2 separate regions of the Homo sapiens genome follow, and region 2 is linked to region 1. The links are chromatin loops, found by intact Hi-C in ENCODE. Cell type or tissue: IMR-90. All regions are shown on one strand. Region 1 has its middle 66 kb from the start of GEMIN8. Region 2 overlaps GLRA2 (glycine receptor alpha 2).

Region 1 (2,500 bases):
ACAGAGACCATATGGCACTTGAAGGCTAAAATATTTACTATCCAGCCTTTTAGAGAAAATGTTTGTTGATGTCATCTCTAGACAGACACGACCCCATCCTCTTCTAGGCTCTTGTGACCCTCCATGCCTCTATGTTAAAAATAGGTGTCCTTGTCTGTGTCCTTCGCCAGAGTTTGCCTTATTTCTTCAGTGTTTAGGCCAGTGTGTGGCTGGAGTTTTGGCTTGAAGGGCTAGTGACTGCTTTTCACAGAGTACACTTGGCACAGAGTGGAAAAGGAGAAAAAGTCTCTTGTGTGAACCAGCCTAAAGGTTTTCTACTAGTGATGATGTCACTTGTTTCCTATGACCCTCCAGCCAGCTTTCTCCACATCCGGACCATTTGGTGGATTCAGAGGTACTGTGAGAAATATAAACTTTAATTTATATGAATATTTTTGCTTGGTTATTCTTTAAGGTTTAGATACCTGGCCCATTTTTTTCTCTAGCCCTTGATGCTATCTGATATGGTTGAGCACACCTGATCCTCCTTGGAAGGGTGGCACCAAGGCCGAGGAATTTTAAATTGTAGCGTGAAGGGATTTTGACCTGAAAACACCTAGGAGAACAGAGTGGAAGTCACCTTTATACTTCTCAGAATGTAGTAGGTAATTTTTTATTCGCCTGCTCAGCATACAGTTGGGGAGCCATGTGGTCCAGACAGGGTGACCCATGCCTTGATTCTGAGTGGTCACATGGCCCAGGCCTGAACTAGGAGAGTCTTATGCAGGACTCTGGGGATTGCTCAGGAAAAATGCTTTCTTCTCCACTATGCTTATGAAAGTGGTAGAAAGATCTGAAACTGCCAGAGGCCATCTTTGCCACCATGTCAGGAAAGACCACTTACAGGGAAGCAGAGCCTAGTGATCTCACCTTCCAATATCTGGTCACATGGATTGAGCAGCATAGCCATTTATACCTCTAGCATGCCTGAGAAGTACAGAGAAAAGATAAATGGGAAAAGAAAAAAGGGACAGAGAGAGACCGGGTAGAAGAAAGATTCCTATTCACTGTTATACCCAGGTGAATTTATTTGGGGGAATAAAATAATAATAATATCCACCTTGCAGGATTAGAGGAAATAGTTAAGTCCCTAAGGTAGAAGCTGTACACCTATTGTTATTTGATAGTTTGCCACCTGAAGAGGTAAAGAGACCTAAGCTATTTAAGGTTTTAAATCATCCCTGAAGCATCCCATTCTTCTAGAGTTGATTTTTCTCCTTCTGTAAAATGAGGGGTTCACACTCGATCATATCTTAAGGCGTCGTCCAGTTCTGGTCTTCACAGAATGCTTCTTCCCTTGGTACACTCCAGTGTACGCATGAATAATTGAGGTGCAGTGACAGCAGATGTCCGCCAGAGATCACTGCAGAACGTGGTTGATTCCTTCCTGCATCCGCCTTCATTTGGAACGTCAGCAGTTAACACGAGAGACTGTTTAGCAACTGTACCTATCACAACATTAGGCTTGCAAGTTGGAAAACCATGCACAGGCACCACTGCATGTCCCTGGACAGGTCACGTGCTACATCTTTGCGTTCCTTGTAACTCGGAAGTAACGGTACCTTTTACTTTCTTGCTTCCCAGTAATCTACCATGTAAAATAAATTTTATTCATTACAGATTTTTCCTTCTAAGTACAATTTCCCTAGGCATTTTCCGTCTTTGAGGAGCGGTATCGTGGTTAATTATGGAAAACTAAAAATCTTGAGCCTCTAAGGAAAAAATAAACACAAGCATTTCAGCAGAAGCTTGACCTGTTTCTCTTTCCTTGTCTGGTCTGCTATGCTCTGGGACCTGTCCTCTCAAAGCCACCACTGCTAAGGAGATACCTTGCTTTGCTGAGGACCCTAGGGTTCTGCTCAGAGACTGTTGTAGAAACGCCAGTGGTCCACTATAGCTTGTAATTTCACTGGCCATGTGAGTTCTCACCTTAGGCATAAGGATCTGGGAAAGGTGGTGATCGGGATAGGCACATGACTAAAGAAACAGCAGGTTTGCTTCAGTCAAACTCTGCAAAGCCACATCTTCAACCCAATCACTCTTACTTGAAAAGGAGACAGAGCCAGAAAAAAAATGTGACCTAAAAATTGGGTATGATTTCAATGGATATCTAAAAAGCTACTCTTAAGAGCTTCTATTTCTCAAAATTGTACAATTGTCACATCCATTTCCTTTCTCATATGAGTGAAGTGTTATAGAATTTATTTTTCCAAACAGAAGAATTTGGGAATGAAGGCAGTATACCCCATACATTGGCTAATTTATTATAAAAGTCTTCCAGTGGGGTCTTTATCAAGGCCGTGGTTTTCTTTTTGACCTGGAAGTGAGGGTTTGAACAGAACTATTGGCGTCAGAAGATTTATATACGCGTCTTGAGTATCTTTATACCTATGGTGCTCTTCTCCCCAGTGAAAACTAATTTTACTCTTAGGTAGAAATATTTAATAAAAATAGAAACATT
Region 2 (2,500 bases), 540 kb after region 1:
ATCTCAATTCAGTATATTTTCCATCTCAGACACAGTACTCATCTCTAGAAATTTGATTTGGGTCTTTTTTATGTCTTCCATGTCTCTTGTTAACCTAGTCATTCTTTTATCTAGCTTTTTGAACATATAGAATGTAGTTATAGTAGGATTTGATGTCCTTGTCTGCTAATTCTAATATCTGTGTCAATTCTGGGTTGGCTGCAATTGGTTTCTTTTTCTCTTAATCATGTGTGTTAATTTCTTGCTTCTTTGTATGCCTGGTAACTTTTTATTAGATTCCAGACATTGTGGTTTTTATCTTGTTGGGTGGTGGATATACATATAATTGAAACTTTCTGGGACAGTTACTTGGAACAATTTGATTTTTTTTTGTCTTGCTCTTAGGATTTTTTAGATAGGCAAGACCCCTTTGAGCACTCTATTTAATACCTTATGAATGATCAACTTTTCCAGTCTGGCTTATGGAAACAAGAACTGAGAACTGCAAGTTCTGTTTTCTCTAATTCTTTTGAAGATTCTTCCCCTAGCCTCAGTTACTCTTCTCACATGCATGCACTTATCAGTACTTTGCTGAGTGCTCCAGAGGAATCCTCTGCAGACCTCTGGAGTTCACACATACATATACACCCTATAGACAGAGGGAGAGAGTGTATGTGTGTGTATATATTGTCTTGTGTGTGTAGACATATATAGACATACATATGTATATGTATATATATAGACATACATATGTATATGTATATATGTATATACAATGTATATGAAGACAATATATACAAGTGTCTTCATTCTGGTACTCTTCTCTGTGAACTTCAGCTTCTGTGGACTCAACAGACCCTCAGATCCATCTTTTCAATTCTGGGAATTGGTTGGGCTCTGCTTAGATTCCTCCTCCTTGCATCATGACCTAGAAACTTTCTCTAGACAGTAAACTGGAACAATAGTAGGCCTAACCTCATTTGTTTCCTACCTTTCAGGGATCACTGCCCTTTTTTACTTGATGTCTTTTGCCTTAAAAACCATTTTCCAAATATATTTTAACCAAATTTTTTAGTTGATTCAGGATGGAGGGTAAATGTGGTCCCTGTTACTCCATCTTGACGTTAAGTGGCAATCACTGCCATGGTTTTGAATCCTTGATTTCTTTTTAAAATTTGACATGGAATGTGAATAAATTGAATGTGACAATGTAGATAATTGAAATAATTATCACAACTAGCATTAGCTTGTAAATGCTTAGTTCAGTTGTTCTAATCAATGAAGACTATTTATTAAATATATCATCCATGAACTCTAAGACTGAGAACAAATTTTTGTAAAGGAATTAATAATTGGTATGTACAGTAATAAATATTAATATTCTAATAGAAATCAGTTTTGTTCTACAAAATGTTTCATCAAAAGGTTTGTTTCAAGGTAATATCGTTCAACATATTTAGGCTTATAATTGCTGATTCTTAACTCTTTTTAAATAATACACTGTAGACTGCTTTGGGGGGTAGGGGACCTTATTCCCATCCAGCAACCTCTTTCTACATGTCAACGAACCATTTTTCTTAATGGTTCATACTTAACGCCATGGATGCTGCCACTAAATCACATATTCACTTTAATTTGGTTTAAATCAATTTAATAAATATTCAAGGTACACATACTGTATTAGGTATTAAATAGGTCAAAAAGATAATAAGATAGTTTCTTCCCCATGAGGAATTTATGATCTAGTACAAGAGTCAGCAAACATCATCTGCAAAGGACCACATAGTAAATATTTTAGGCTTGCAAGCCATAAGGTCTCTGTCACAATTATTCAACTCTGCAGTTGTTACACAAAGACAGCCATAGACAACATGAAAACAAATGAGCATGGTTATGTTCCAATAAAACCCTGATCCAATGGAAAAAAGCAGAGAAACACAACATAGAACAATAGATATATCACAAAGATGACCAGAAACAAGTGTCATGGGATGTCAAAGAAGGGAGATTCATATCTTAATACTTGATTTGTAAATACAATGAATTGGCTAGGTGCAGCACCTCACGCCTATAATCCCAGCACTTTGGGAGGCTGAGTTGGGAGGACTGCTTGAGGCCAAGAGTTTGAGACCAGCCTGAGCAACATGATGAGACCCTGACTCCACAAAAAATAAAAAATTAACTGGGTGTGGTGGTGAACACCTGTAGTCTCAGCTACTTGAAAGGCTGAGGCAGGAGGATAGCTTGAGCCTAGTTGTTCAAGGTTATAGTAAGCTATGCTTGCACCACTGCACTGCAGCCTGAGTGACAGAGTGAGACTGTATCTCTAAAACAACAACAACAACAACAACAAATGAATGATTTAAGAGAGGCAGCAATATCTAAGCTGATGTATTTAGACAGAATTACGAAAAGCAGGAATGACAGGGTGTATTAGTCCATTTTCACACTGCTATAATAAAATACCCGAGACTGGGTAATTTATAAAGCAAAGAGTTTAATTGACTCATAGTTCTGCGTG

The links. A loop is a pair of places that touch in the nucleus more often than their neighbours do. Peaks named below come from ENCODE experiments on the same cell type or tissue, not always from the same donor. Only the 100,000 strongest peaks of a DNase experiment are listed, where the experiment ranks them.
Region 2: a loop joins it to region 1, with 6 times the contacts of the local background. A loop is called at or near these places in 2 of 110 quality-filtered maps.

The regions. Positions count from the first base shown.
Region 1 is chrX:14,094,457-14,096,956 of GRCh38, forward strand. No RefSeq gene overlaps it. Among named protein-coding and RNA genes, the nearest start is that of GEMIN8, 66 kb to the left of the region's middle. In IMR-90, a CTCF peak has its summit at 1,399; no DNase peak of the experiment used is centred here.
Region 2 is chrX:14,631,189-14,633,688 of GRCh38, forward strand. The region is part of intron 7 of GLRA2 (glycine receptor alpha 2); the gene reads left to right. Among named protein-coding and RNA genes, the nearest start is that of GLRA2, 100 kb to the left of the region's middle. In IMR-90, no CTCF peak of the experiment used is centred here; no DNase peak of the experiment used is centred here.